Regions from separate parts of the Homo sapiens genome. Here region 2 is linked to region 1. Evidence: read pairs that join two places in POLR2A ChIA-PET (ENCODE). Cell type or tissue: Panc1. All regions are shown on one strand. Links, peaks and the distances in the headings refer to the core of each region. The heading gives the core; the rest is flanking DNA.

Evidence for each region. ChIA-PET counts read pairs that join two places held together with the same protein. Peaks named below come from ENCODE experiments on the same cell type or tissue, not always from the same donor. Only the 100,000 strongest peaks of a DNase experiment are listed, where the experiment ranks them.
Region 2: POLR2A ChIA-PET joins it to region 1 with 16 read pairs; 4 of 35 experiments call an interaction of 5 or more read pairs at or near these places.

The regions. Positions count from the first base shown.
Region 1 is chr17:40,105,559-40,113,076 of GRCh38, reverse strand. No RefSeq gene overlaps it. Among named protein-coding and RNA genes, the nearest start is that of NR1D1, 8.7 kb to the right of the region's middle. RefSeq lists enhancers at 2,002-2,942, 4,197-4,730, 4,731-5,265, 5,702-6,331. In Panc1, for the core only: no CTCF peak of the experiment used is centred there; no DNase peak of the experiment used is centred there; H3K27ac peaks cover 673 bases.
Region 2 is chr17:40,349,688-40,357,205 of GRCh38, reverse strand. It overlaps RARA (retinoic acid receptor alpha), which reads right to left. Exons shown (of 9, transcript NM_000964.4): 4 at 7,281-7,422; 5 at 5,136-5,296; 6 at 4,699-4,875; 7 at 2,700-2,904; 8 at 1,785-1,943; 9 at 1-1,197. The coding sequence ends at 980. Among named protein-coding and RNA genes, the nearest start is that of GJD3-AS1, 9.4 kb to the left of the region's middle. RefSeq lists a silencer at 2,044-2,113 and an enhancer at 3,926-4,437. In Panc1, for the core only: CTCF peaks have their summits at 1,806 and 2,012 (motif pointing right); a DNase peak (open chromatin) is centred at 2,006.

The DNA of each region.
Region 1 (7,518 bases), core at 1,662-6,661:
TTCCAGCTGCAAAGTTGGTTACCTCTACTCCAACTCCATTTCCCGTTGAGTTCTTCATGATGTTGGCAGAGCACTCAGATCCTCCCATTCCAGACAAGAGCCAAGAATGCCCTAATTATGGGCTGGGTGATGGGAACAGGGCCTCCTCTGGGTGGGTGAGCTGCTTTTTGCTCACTACCACTACCCGCTTCCCCAGCAACACTCTAGTTGTCTCTTTAAGAGCTCGGACTCCTCAAGCTGACATAGTTTCCAAAATGGAATCTCTCCCTCTCTCAGCACTGGGGAACATTTTCCCTGGATGGGAAGAGCCCCAGGAGATCATGTTGGAGGAAGGAGGAGTAGGGCGGGGCAGCAAAAATTAGTCCAGTGGGAAGCCTTGGTACATGGAACAAGGGGGCTAACCAGGGAAAGTTAGAAAATAGGTCAAAGGAAGCCATGCAGAGGGAACTAGTTTCCTTGGAAAAATTTCTAAGCTTTGTCCATTTTTCACCTCACTCCTATCCCCTACAGGAGATGTGGGATTGGGGGATTGGGTAGGGAACTGGGGGTGAGGGAACATTCAAGGTTGGAGGCTGACTTGGGGAAGGAGTTGTGGGCAAGGCTCAGAGGAGGAAAACTAGGACTAAGTAGTGCAGGTAGGGAGGGGTAAATTTAAAATCAGAATTATTGTGGGGCCATTTCTCCCTCCAAGGTCATAGGGGTCATGGACAGTGAATGGTCCAGAAGCTACAAGCCGGGGAGCCCTAGGAGGGGGATCTCAGTAGCCAGGAAGCACACTACCCAGGGGCATGTTAAACAGTAATTTATGGAAGACAATGGAAGTAGTCCTGGGGCACCTATTTTTCCGTGTGTGTATTTCAACTTTTATTTTAGATTCAGGGGGTACATATGCAGGTTTGTTACAAGGGTATATTGTGTAATGGTGAAGTTTGGGGTATGACTGAACCTGTCACCCAGGTAGTGAGCATAGTACCAATAGGTAGTTTTTCAATCCTTGCTGGGGCACGTGTTTTCAAGGGAAACAGCCCAAAAGCGATCAAACTAGAATGTTGAGGACTCTAGCCAGGACATTTGCTCTCCTATAACTCAGCATCTGTCAGCGCTCCCATTACCAGGTGCTATTTCCAGAGTCCTGGGCTTAGGGAGAGGGAAAGGGAGGGGCGGAGGTGGAGAGGCAGAGGGAGACCCGATGGGCTCCTCCCCCAGCACAACTGCAATTCCAGCTTTTAGCCACTCAGGGGCTCCCAAGCTCAACCACAGCCCCTGCGTAAGGAGGGAGATTGAGTTAACAAGCCTCCAGAGGACACCTTGGGTCATCAGGGATGACCCTGAGCAGAAGGGTGACCCAGAAGTCATGTGCTCTGAAGCTGCAAGTCCTTCACAAGCCAATGAGTCCAGCCTCAACCTTTCTCTCTAAAAGGGACTCAGGGCACTGAGAACTCACTCCCCACCTCTTACCCTCACCCCCTTCTTTGTGGTCATTTCCTCCCCCGCGTGTTTCCTTCCCCTCCCCCATCCTCGTGGTGGGAACCATCCCCCAGCCTGTCAGAGTCCTGAGGAATGTTTTTGCCTTGACTGGGCGCCAAGCTGTGGACTTCCTGGGCTTTGGGGTGGGACTTGGCCAAGGGGAAGCCCTTTGGACCCAAGAGCCACTCAGTTCTGCACAGCCTGCCGGCTTTCTCTCTCTCTCTGCTAAGCAAAAGGCTCATCCATCACTTTGTGTCACGACTGCCTCATTTCCTCCCCCCACAATAGGATTTCCTTGCCAGGGCAAATCACACAATCTGGAAGCAGTGGTCATCCTAAACACTGTGGCTTATAGTGGGAGAGAGGGAAAGCACCTATTTCAGAAGCTGCCTTCTCTGTTCCAGAAGGCTGGTAGCTGGAAGGAGGGATTCAGTTGCCAGGGTCCTGAGGTAAGGACTTTGTAAATGGTAATTAATCTTGAGGGCTCCTTCTGGATCCTTCTCAGAACCATTGAGTCTAAAGAAATACAGGGTCTCTATATTATAGTTAAGCCTGGGAGTACGTGGATTTCTGCATATCTGACTTTTACCCAGCCTTCGTTTCCCTGAAATAAATCAGCTGAAATCCGAACTCATTCTTCCACATCATCTTTCCAGTCCCCTGCAGCAGACCAGTGTAGGTTCAGCAAGAACAGGGAGCAGGCAGAAACCACTCCCAAATCTCATTAATAGAGACTGGGCCTGTCAGGGACCACTGGCTCCTCTCCAAGGGGTCACTGCTCAGGTGTTTTTGCATTTGATCTCTTCTGATCTCTTGTCCATAAAAAGCCCTCAAATGACAAAGTGAGAACATAGTCCTATGGCATCCCCTGCCTCAGGGTCCAGTCCCTCAATGCCACTTTTGCAGCCTGTCTGCCTGATGTCATCATCTGTAGACCTGTGCCAGATTCCCAGGTTCCTATCTTGAAATCTCAGCCCCCGCACCCAGGGCCTAGGGGAGAGCCAATGTAGGTCACTGCAGTTGAGCCTGCAGGGCTGTCTGCTCCTTGAGCCCAGAGCCTTTCAGGCACAGAGAGAAAGCCTTGCAGAGAAGCAAAAGAAAGGGCTCTGTGAGAATCAGAGAAAAGCTTATTCCTCAAAAAATGAAGCAGGGAGAGGCCAGGAGTCAGCTGCTCAGACTGAGACAGTAACAGGAGTTCTGCTCCTGAGAACTGCCTGTGATGGAGAGAAGGCCCAAGGAGAGGGGCTGGGCATGGCTCACATCCCTCCCAACCCCCTAACCCCCATTTGCCTGTGTAAGGGAACCCTTTGGATCTGGTGTCCATCCCTCATTCTCTACTCTCTTTCCAGGCTCAGGTTTCATTCTCAGGAGCTTTTGTGATTTGCCTTAGGGACCCTTTGTTTCCTCTGGCCACAGTTTCTGGGTCTCAGGAAGGTGGAGTAGGCCAGGGATGACCCCGCCCTCCCCTATTGAAAGACTTTTCCTGCTTGTTATCTGCTAAACTCATTTTACCCAGGGAACTTCCAACCTTCTGGGACTTCATTCCTTCTCTTGGTCTCCCTACCCTAGCATCTGAGATCGCAGGGAGTGTTTGTGTGTGCCTGTGTGCATGGTCCTCATCTTCTTTTAGTTACTCATGGGAAGTCAAGAGCCTATGGCTGTTAACTAACTTGGGGTCCCCATGGCCAGCAAAAATAGATAAGGGCTTAATTTCTACCTCCAGCCTCAAAACAATTTAAGCCACAATCATTTGTTCTAATAGGAGCCTCGGGACAGGAAGAAAAGTAGGTAAGATGGAGAAAGGATAAACAAATAAAATTCTAACCTTTTCTTTCTTTCACTCTCCCCTCACCCAGTACCTTCCACTCCTCTTTGAGATCTCAGCTACTCATTAGCCTACTACTGTTGTGCCATTTGCCCGCATTTCCAGAATCTGCACACAGGAGGCACTCAATAAATGCTTTTTACTCTGAGTCAAACTAAATCTGATTACGCCCTGTGGCTGGACTTTGAGATGAAGCAGCACAAAGGGGGAAGGTAGACATGCCCCCAGATCTTTTTTTTTTTTTTTTTTTTTGAGACAGGGTCTCACTCTGTCGCCCAGGCTGGAGTGCAGTGTGTGATCTTGGCTCATGGTAACCTCCACCTCCCAGTTCAAGGAATTCTCCTGCCTCAGCCTCCTGAGCAGCTGGGATTACAGGCACACACCACACCCGGCTAATTTTTGTATTTTTTTGTAGAGACGGGGTTTCACCATGTTGACCAGGCTGGTGTCCAATGCGTGGCCTCAAGTGATCCGCCTGCCTCAGCCTCCCAAAGTGCTGGGATTACAGGGATGAGCCACCACGCCCAGCTGACATGTCCCCAGATCTTGGGCTAGATTCTCCTAGAGGACTGATTGTTAGGGACCGAAGACCTAAAGCAGTGGGTCTCAGGCTTCCCAGAATCCCAAGGGCCTTGTTAAAACTCAGATTGCTGGGTTTTGCTCCCAGAGCTTCTGATTCAATCCACCTGGGATGGGGCCTGGGAATTTGCATTTCTAACATGTTCCCAGGTGACCCCAGATCCCTATGCTTATCTTGAGAACCACTGTCTTAGAGAACCCCAGCCCCTCCCCCCACTGTTTACCATGAGGACTTGATTGGTTCCATTTTTTTTTTTTTTTTGAGACAGGGCCTCGCTCTGTTGCCCAGGCTGGAGTGCAGTTGCATGATCTCGGCTCACTACAACCTCCGCCTCCCGGGTTCAAGCGATTCTCATGCCTCAGCCTCCCAGGTAGCTGGGATTACAGGCGCCCACTACCATGCCTGGCTAATTTTTTTTTATTTTTTGTAGAGATGGGGTTTCACCATGTTGGCCAGGCTGGTCTCGAACTCCTGACCTCAAATGATCCGCCCACGTTGGCCTCCCAAAGTGCTGGGATTACATGGTTCCAATTTTATATAGGAGGAAGGAACTGGTACCACCCTAACCAGTACAGAGATCTTAAGAGAGGGTAAGGGCAGGCGTAAGTCGGTCTCTAACTGATTATCCATTCTGTCTCTTTTTAAATAGTCCATTGATTCCATCCTTATTGAAAGTCACTTCCCCAAAACATGTTTTGCAGCAGCAACAGGAGCACTAGGAATTTCCTGTGACGAGGCAGCGCCAGTGCTGGGGAGGGGTGGAGGCAGTGCTGAGCGAGCGCCTTCCCTTGGCTCGGGCAGGGCCACGTGCCCCACCCCCTCGCTTGCACATGTCTCCACCGCCACCGCCGCAGCAGCCGGGCTGTTTATGAGCGAGTTGTTGTGGTAGAAATGGAGCAGGCTGCACATGCCCGGGCCATGTGACCCCGGCAGCCCGCGTGAGCCTCGAGCCGGCACAAACACACTGGGCCCCTTCCTCCGTGGGCCAGAGAAACAGGAGGCAAGATGAGGAAGGAGGGAAAGCGCGCGGGGCTCCCTTCTTGTCTCCTTGCGCTTTATCCTGCTTCTGTCTCCTTTTGTCTCTCCTGAGCCACCAGGGGAGCAAACACCCAGAAAAGAAACATGGTCTCCCCAAGCATATTTTCCTCCCAGGCAGCCCCTTGGTGTTTTCACAACCCAGAACCCTAAGCCTCAAAAGAACAAAGGACCTTCCCAAGCCAAGAACACAGAACAGCCCACCCCAGCCCTCATGGTGATGTGTTGATGTCTGCCCAGAGCCAAGACTTGGCTTCCCTGTAGCCTGGGCTCCCCAAATCAGGCTACCCTGTCCCCTCTTTCTAGGAAGGAGGATGACACACACACGCAGCAAGTGCCCCCTCCAGGGTTAGAACAAGGACAGTTCAGGGATTTGTGTGTTTGGGGACATGAAGCAAAGGTTCTGCAACAGTGGTCTGTGAGGTTAGTGGACCGGAAGGGGAAAGTCCCTCTGCTACTTGGAGATGGGGAAGAGCCGAGGGCTGGAGGAAACCTAGAAGGGCTTTCCCAATAACCCCTGTGTAGCTGCAGAACAAATGCGTGTGCAAAAGGCAAATTCAGCCTCCATCCCTCATTGAAGTGCCCCCTTCCATCTGCCTGGCCCTCTAACCTCCATTGGTCCTTCTCTGGGCACTCTAACCACAGACCCCCACTTCTGGCTCTCTGCTTCTGCCCCCTACTCGTGACCCCATTTCTAAGCTGCGGTGCCTCTTGCTGGGCTATGAGACTATGCTAGAGTCAGGGGGACAGTAGGTTAGCAGGAACAAGCAAATGAAATGAGCACGACCCACATTTCCTCATCGCACCAAAACTTCGCAGATCCTGCATTGCAGAGCTAGCGCTTTTTTTTTTTTTTTTTAATCTCCGCTGGGCCCCTACACACGTCTGCATTTTTGCAACCAGCACAGATTTTTTTTTTCCAGGGTGCAAACTGCGCATTCTAATGAGCCAAAGCTCCTTCCTGCGGCATTGAAAATCTCTTTGGCAAACTGCTTCTTCCCCACTCGCCCTCCCCCCAATTTAGAAGAGGAGGAGGGATCCCAAATTTGTGAAGTCGCATCCTCTCTCTCTCCTTCTCCTGCCCCCCCTCCCCCAAGATACCGCAGTCTTTCCAGCCCGACTAACAGCTGCAGACCAGGGGAGAGGAGTGAGAGGAGGGAAAGTAAGCCTTGTTCCTTCTTTCCACTCAGGCTGAGCCGGCCGGGCGGGGGTTGCTTTTTTCCCTGGGCAGCCATTGCAACCCCCCTTTCCTCCCCATCCCAGCCAGTGTTTATGTAAGCCTCCCAGAAGCTACACAAGGCCCCTAATGCCTGCCCAGGCCACCGCTCCTCCGAGGTCCATTCTGCTCACGAGGACTGTCATGAGCCTCTGGCCTCCCCAGGCAGCTAATGGTGATCTGCAGAGGCCCAAAGGATGGAGAGACACTGGATAAGGAGAGGGTTTGAGATGGAGCTTGGGATAAAGGGTAGAGATGGAAGCAGATGCAGAGCACCCCCTCTCCCTTTCCTCCACCTCCCCCACATTCTCCCTGCATCTGAGTTCTACAGAGGCTCAAGGGCAGCCAATGGGCAGGTGCAGGGGCCTGGAAGATGATACCACTGTGGCTCCAGCAGCATGGCAAAGATTGGACAGGAGGCCTTAGCAGAGCATGTACTGGATGCCAGAAAAAGGGTCATCTGGGGCTTAGTCTCCACTGCCAAGGACAATCCATGCCTCCTCCAGGATCCTGTGATGTGGGTGAGATCCTAGGTTCTGAGAGAGGGGACCCTTCTTCAGGTTCTTCAAAGCATCTGCTGAAGAAGCATTGGCCCAGGACAGTGGCTTTCGGAAGGGCTGGTTTTAGAGGTGCACGTTGCTCAAGCAGGTAAATGGGGAAGTGGGATGCTGTTTCCTTAAGGCTTTGGACACAACTTTTGTTGGTCCTTGGTGGCCTTCCACACGCTCCCTCAACCAATCTTCTTAATACAGCTCCTGGAATGAAGCACCATGGGACTTCAGAGGGCCCTGACCTACTTGCCCCACTCTCCTCACCACCAGCAGCAGACCCCAAATTCAGAGGGTTTGGGTAGAGAAGAGAGTTCAGACGCCTGTTTCTGTTAGTCACCTCTATAGCAGTCTGTGGTTTGTGCACCCTGTTCCTGCCCCTTCTACTTTTAGAACCAGATGAGGGAAATGTAGGACGGGGAGTGGGAAGAGTTTAGGGGAAGAGGAAATGTGCCTGGGGTTAAAAGAGAGATTTTGGAAAGCTGAGGTACTCCCTGGGACAGGGACAAGGGGTGCTTCAGGCTTCTGTTCTTGGTGATATATCCCACTTCCAAGCATCACCATTGCTTGGGAAACACCAGGATGAGTTTGCTGCTCAGACGTTCCCCTAGGGTGGCAGTAATCTCTCTAGGAGGGGCAGTCTTGCTAGCAGAAAGAGTTTCATCTTCACGCCTGGGGTTGAATCCCCAGCATTGCCATTTTCATTGTGACGCTGACAGTGGTAGTTCAAGAGATAGCTAGAGGGGAGATTTAGCCCCTCCAATAATCTCCATCCGCGCTATCATTCTTTGATGGACATCTTCTCAGTCTTAAGTGCTATGCAAATTACAGCTTCAAGACTAATCAC
Region 2 (7,518 bases), core at 1,594-6,593, 240 kb before region 1:
CCTGACGGGAGGCAGCTCTGCCGAGGAGCCAGGTCTGGGAAAACTCTGTCCCGGGGCCCTTGCTCTGCCCTGCTCCATGCCTCATGGTGGGTGCAGGCAAGTGCCAAGGCCAGGAGCCTGTCCTTTCAGGGCTGCCCCACACCGTCCACACCCAGTGGTCAGGCAGAGGGAGAAAGGGGCTGGCGGCTTCTCCAGTGGGAGGGAGGGGAAGGCAGGCCTTGGAAAGTTAGTACTTCACAGTTTTAAAGAGAAAACTGAGGAGGAAAAGGCTGAGGAGGAGAACTGGGGGGCACAGGGACATGAAAGGAGAGTGGGGGCCCCTTCCGAGCCACTCCCTCCCCCGGACCCACCCCCTCCAGCTCTGGATCCAGCTCCCCCCAATACACAGCACAAATTCCTTCAGTATAAATGTGCTTAAAATGAAAATTCTTATTAAAAAAATCAAAACAAAAAAATTAAAATAAAAACAAAACCAGCGAGAATTAATACCTGGGGTTGGTATGGCAGGGTATGTACAGGGGGAACCCCCCGCCCCTGTCCCACCCCCTCTGTCACCAACCGAGGCAGGGGGGAGGTTGAGGTTCCCCAGCTGGGGAGCAATGGCTTGTGAGTTCTGAGGATGGGGGAGCCAAGTCCTGGCGTTTGCTGGTGATGAAGATGTGGTGAGCTGGGCAGAGGGGTGTCTTGATGAACACGAGGCCCCCAGGACCCATCCTGAGACCCAGGACCAGGGGCCTCACTCAGTTCCTGGCCTCGGCCTCTGACGTCAGCCCAGGCTGTGGGAGCAGGCAGTCCACTGAGGGCCCAGGCCTCTGTCCAAGGAGTCGCTGCCTCCTCCCTCCCCGTCCCCCAGGGAAGGTCCCCAGTACTGCCCGGGAGGGCAGGTGGGGGCAGGGCTGGTGCGGGGTCACATGGTCGGTAGAAAGGCAGAGAAAAGCCGGGGCGGAGGGCGAGGGCTGTGTCCATGTGGCGTGGGCGGTCACGGGGAGTGGGTGGCCGGGCTGCTTCTGTTGGAGCTGGGGCTGAGGCTGGGGCTACAGCTGCCTGGCGGGGGGGCCAGGCCACCCCCGTCCCGCCCCCCACCCCCCGGCTGTCCGCTCAGAGTGTCCAGGCCCTCTGAGTTCTCCAACATTTCCTGGATGAGAGGCGGCATGGAGCCCGGGATCTCCATCTTCAGCGTGATCACCCGCTCAGCCCCTGCAGGAAAGGAGGGGGCAGAGGTCAGCACGCTGGGCCAGCCCTCCCACCCCCAGCCCCAGCAAGCCTGGCTCGAGGTGGGAAGATCAATACTGCTGATATTAGCATCTTTCTTGGGATTCAGTTCTTTGACACGAGCCAGCTCTCTTAAGCCCCCAGGTCCAGAGGCTGGTGGCAATGGGGCAAAGTGGTCCCGAACTCCGGCTCCAGGGCCAGACTGCCGGCCTGGGCTAGACGCCAAGCCCTTCCTTCCCCTGTGCTGTGTGCTAGGGATCATCCCGACCCCTCTGTAAACACGAATGTTATCCCCGCCCTCGGAAGGGAAACTGTAGCTAGGAGCTGTTGAGTGACCCACACAAGGACACACACCCACGTGTCTGGTTCCAGAGCCACGATCTGAACTACCACACAAAGGTGACACAGGCGGGCCACCTCGGCAAAGTGGAGTCACTAGGGGACCTCAGCCTAGACACAGATGGGGACAGGTGTCGTATTGTCCTGGCACAAAGACATGGGGTGCTGGCTTGGATGTGGGGGCCTGGGCCAGGTGTCGGGGGCCGGTACCCCTCCAGGTCTGTGAGCCTCACCCTTGGCGCTGATGCTTCGCAGGTCAGTAATCTTCATTAGCATCTTGGGGAACATGTGGGGGCGGCTGGGCCTCCGCTTCCGCACGTAGACCTTTAGCGCCTCCAGCAGCGGCTCCTGCAGCATGTCCACCCGGTCCGGCTGCTCCAGGTCCTGGCGGTCTGAGGAAGCAGAACCACCCCCTGAGCAGCTGGGAACACAGCTGCACCCCCAGCCTCGGCCACCGGGGGGCGTGCCTGCCCAGGCCATGGAGGAGGGCAGCTCGCAGGCGCCTCCCCACACAGGGCAGGGCATGGGGTCTCTGCTGCCGCAGGGTACAGAGGCCCTTAAAAGGGAGCAACGGGAGCTGAGGGTGAGGGGGTGCCCCAAACCCTCCCTGAGCCCAGTTAGTGGGATGGGACCCCAAATGGGCAGTGCCATCCTCAAGCAGGGAGAGGGTTCCCAGGCAGGCTCCCACTCCCCCCTGTTATTCTGGAAACCAGATGAAATGGCAGAAATCACAACAATAAAATAGCAACTAACAAGCACTGGAGCTCGCTCTGGGCACCTGCACAGTATCTGTTACCACCGTAATCCTCCCATCAACTTCATGAGCTAGAGACCGTTACCGCCCCCACTGTACAGAAACGGAGGCCCAGAGAAGTTCAGCAACCTGCTCAGGGTCATGCATCGGCCAGGAGGTGACCCTGGTTGGTCCGACCCTCAAACCCTCACTCTTAACCTCCCTAGAAGGGGTGTTGCCCAGAAATCGGGAACAGGAGTCCAGGCCCCACATGGCCCCCTTGCTGTGTAGTTGCAGACCAGACCCTGCCCTCTAGAGATACCTAACAGAGGTGGCCTGAAAGAGCTCCCTGGAAGAGACTCCAGGGCTGCACCCCCGTCCCAGCCCAGCCCCCAGACCCAGGCCCCCTGCCCACCTCCGCAGATGAGGCAGATGGCGCTGAGCAGCCCCGTCTCCGCATCATCCATCTCCAGGGGCAGCAGCTGGTTGGCGAAGGCAAAGACCAGGTCGGTGAGGGGGCCGAAGCCAGCGTTGTGCATCTGGGTCCGGTTCAGGGTCAGCCCGTCCGAGAAGGTCATGGTGTCCTGCTCGGGCGTGTACCGCGTGCAGATCCGCAGGATCTGGGTGCAGAGGATGCTTGGGTTCAGGGACTGAACCCGAACCCACTCTGAGCACTCGGCACCAGCACTCCGCACCAGCACTCCCGGAGGACCACCTGGCAGGTGGCCGGAGCAATGCTGTCTGATAGAATTTTCTACAATGATGGAAAGGTTCTACGTCTGCACCATCCATACCTCAGCCACCAGCCACATGCGTCTACTGAGTACTTGAAATGTGGCTAATGCAACTGAGGAACTGAATTGAGTTTAATTTTAATTAATTTAAATTTAAAGAGTCACATGTGGTGAGCAGCTACTGTACTGGATAGTGCAGGTCCAGGTCATCCTGCCTACATGCAAAGAATGTAGAGGGGACCTAGAATTTCTAGGAGCTAAGGAACACTGGGCTGCTGCCTACAGCTCCCAGGATGAGGTACACAACAAGCGCTCAGTAAATGTGTATTGGCTTGAATGTGGTTGCAGGAACCCAGACGGCACCTCCTGCATCCACGGCATGGGGATGGGAGCCCCTGCAGGCAGCACAATCTAAACCTCCCACCCATCACCCGCCTCAACATTCAGAGGTGCCCATGGAGAAATGACAGTCTGCCGGCTCACGCGGGAGGATCACCTGAGGTCAGGAGTTCGAGACCGGCCTGGCCAACATGGTGAAACCCCGTCTCTACAAAAATACAAAAATTAGCCGGGTGTGGTGGCGGGTGCCTGTAATCCCAGCTACTCAGGAGGCTGAGGCAGGAGAATCGCTTGAACCCGGGAGGCAGCAGTTGCAGGCTGCAGTGAGCCAAGATCATACTACTGCACTCCAGCCTGGGTGACAAGAGTGAAACTCCATCTCAAAAAAGAAAAACATAAAAAGAAATGACAGTCTCGTCAAATCCCAGGTTCCCCACCCTGGAGGTGACCAAGAGGGAACAGGTGGACCGAGCCCTTGTCAGGGACAGCAGGAAGGAGAGTGCTCCCTCCAGCCTAGGCTTTGGCAGTTCCCACCACCTCTTCCTGCCCCCACCCCCTGCATCCAGCCTCCAGCCCAGTCTACCCTCGGGCTCACCTCACCGAGTGCCCGGCAGTCCCCTGAGCTCAGCATGGCCTCACAGCAGCAAGTCTTTCACTTCCTGCTCCTGAGTTAGGGCTACCCTCTCACCTCCCCCTCTACAAACCCCTAGATGTCACCTCCTCTGAGACATCATCCTTCAGGCCCAAGCAGTCACAAGCCCTCCCCCAATCTCCAGGAAGCATTGATCACAGTTTTGCAACCTCTGTTGACTTATCTCTTGCCTCACATGGAAGGTTTTCAAGAGAGGGGATGGTGGTGCATTCACCGCTGGGTTCCTGACACCCAGCTCGAACACTGGCCAGAGGATCCTAGGTGAATCTTTTTAGTTTTTTGCAGAAATAAGGTCTCACTATGTTGCCCAGGGTGGTCTTGAACTTCCAGCCTCAAGTGATCCTCCTGCCTCGCTCGGCCTCCCAAAGTGCTGGGATTACAGGTATGAGCCACTGCACCTGGCTCCTACGTGAATCTTTATTACTGGCTAAATGGATGGATGGCTGGGTGGCTGGATATGTGTATGGGTGAACAGGTGAGCTCCTGCACATCTGGCTGCTAGGTGGCTGAGTGGACAGGGAGACGAGTGGACAGGTGGACATATGGGGAGAGGAAGGGCAGACATTTGGGCGGTGGGCATTTGGACAGGTTGATTGCAGACAGACATTTAGGAGGGTGGCTGTCTGGCTGGAAGGACATCTACCCAGGACACAGGGGCAGTGCCTGGGGGCCAGGGTGCAGACCCTCACCAGGATGTCCAGGCAGGCAGCCTTGAGGAGGGTGATCTGGTCGGCGATGGTGAGGGTGGTGAAGCCGGGCAGCTGCTTGGCGAACTCCACAGTCTTAATGATGCACTTGGTGGAGAGTTCACTGAACTTGTCCCAGAGGTCAATGTCCAGAGAGACACGTTGTTCTGAGCTGTTGTTCTGGGGGAGGAGGGAGAGTGAGGGCCTTCTTCTCCATGGCACCCCTTCTCAGCCTGGCTCCAGCCCCCACAGGCCTGCCCTCTACCCAGCCTTCACTTCCTGGGAGCTCCTTGGGAAGAGGCAGCAGGAGGAGGGAGAAGAGAGGGGAAGGGAAGGACGCAGAGATCTTGCCTGGCACAAGAAGGGGTGCCTGAGAGGGGCCCATCCTGGCCCTGTGGCCCTGGGCAAATCCCACCCTGCAGGCCGGGGGAAAGCCATACCGTAGTGTATTTGCCCAGCTGGCAGAGGGCAGGGAAGGTTTCCTGGTGCGCTTTGCGCACCTTCTCAATGAGCTCCCCCACCTCCGGCGTCAGCGTGTAGCTCTCAGAGCACTCGGGCTTGGGCACCTCCTTCTTCTTCTTGTTTCGGTCGTTTCTCACAGCTGTGGAGGGCAGAGGGGGTTAAGAGGGCAGCTGCAGGCTGCTCAGGGCCTCGTCCACCCCCAGCCTGACAGAGAGCTGCCAGCTGCTGAGGAGGTCACCCAGGCTTGTAAGCACGCGCACACAGCACGCGTTCACGGGCAGGCAAGGCATTGCCACGCACTCCAGCCCTCCATGCCCACCCAACCCACACATCAAGTTCTGCCCCAGAAGCCCCATGAGCACAGCTGTGGCCCTGCACACACCCCCCACCCCACCCCATAGCCAGCCGCATGCTATCCCCCACGCGTCTACTCCAGCTCACACTCCAGGCGACGGTGCCCTCCTAGGTGCTCTGCCTCCTCTTTCCCCAGGAAGGTCCTTCTCCCGCCTCCACTCACCCAGCCCTCCCAGCTGCAGTCTCCCTGGGGGTCCCTTGGGACTGGCTCTGAGCAGCTCCTGGGGCAAGTGGGGAGTAGGGCTCCCCAGCCTGAGAGTGGGGGACCTGGCGGGGAGAATCTCTTGGCCCATTAGCTGGGGAGCTGACAAATCACCAGGGGCGCTGAGCCGCACACACCACTCGGCTTTAAAGAAGCGATGGGGTCGTTACCAGCCGATTATCCAGACACACAATCACTCACAGGGCTGGTGGTGGTGGCTGCTGACGCGGGAGGAAGGGAGGGTGGGGGAGGGGCTCAGGGAGGGGGTAGCGAGGTGGGGGTAGCTGGCATAATTTGGAGATCACTCATGTCGATTCTGCAAATTCAATAAAGTGCAGGGGAGAGAAGGGAGAGGGAGAGGGAGAGTGGGGGGATAATTTGGGAAGAGAAAATTGCAGCTGTGACAAGACGTTTATCATTCGGAAGCTTTAATTCTATTGAAATGGCAGCTGCTCAGCTCCGGGGCACAGAGCAGCCGGGAGAGGGGGAGTTGGCGGTGGGAGGGAGAAGGGGAGTTGGCGGTGGGAGGGAGAAGGGGTCCCCTCCCTGGTCCTTCTGCCATGAAAAGAGCAGAAGGTGGCACAAACAGAGAGGAGGAGGTGACAGCCCTTAAGCGAAGGGTTCCAGGCTTGTGGGTCTTGAGTTGTCACCCACTCTTGCAGCAGGAGCCACTTCCTGGGCTCAGGACAAGGCACCCCCAGCCTCCTGTGGCAGGACACTCCAGTCCCCTCCATTCCTGTCTGGGGCTCTTCGTGCAACAGTCAGAACCATCTCACCCGTGCCCCCTCCCCACTGCCCTCCCCACAAAGGGCTAGGGGGTCCTGCAGCCCCCTCCCCCATCCCATCCCCCAAGGCTCAGGCTCCATGGCAACGGCCACGCAGACAAGGAGGCGTCTGTCAGCGTCATTTATCTCTGACATCATCAATCACCGGTCACCATGGCAACACCCATGATTCAACACAAGAGGGTCTCCCTGTCCAGCCTTTCCCTCCCTCCCTCCATCAGGCCTCAGCTGAGCCCAAAGTGGAAACCCCGTTTCCTCTGGGATCTGAGAAGTCCCAATTCTTTCTTCCAACTCTGAATCCCAGGCTTAACTAGACAATGGCTTTTGGATCCTTGTGCCAGCCCTTCCACCCCCCCATACACACATAAGTCCAGCCAAGCACCCCTCAGAATTCAAGCCCCTCCCCTAAGACTCACAATCAGAAGGGACTGCCTATGCCTCTGAGCCCCACCCCAAAACCAAGCACGGCCTGGAAGAAAGCCATCCTGGAGCATGCACACACACACACATACGCAAGCACACACAGCCAGACGTGCAGAAACAGGAATGGTTACACATACACGGTCCCGGAGCACAGACCTGCCCGTGGACACACAGCCAGCCAGACTCGCAAACAGGTCCTTGCAGCTACACACAAACCATCCTCAACCGTGAGCCCGCACACCACGGCATGCGTGTTCATGCATGTGCACAAACATCCACAGAGCCCTGCTCCCTTGGTCTTTAGGAGCATCTGAGACCCCAACTGAGGCGGGACTCGGCCCCTGCCCTATGGCACTCACACTCCTTGGACATGCCCACTTCAAAGCACTTCTGCAGTCGGCAGTACTGGCAGCGGTTCCGGGTCACCTTGTTGATGATGCAGTTCTTGTCCCGGTGACACGTGTACACCATGTTCTTCTGGATGCTGCGGCGGAAGAAGCCCTGGGTATGGAGGGGAGGGAGTCAGGTTGTCCACACCCACAGTGGGAGCAGTGCCTGGCTACGGTCTCAGTCTAGGGGAGGAGGGCCAGGCCAGCT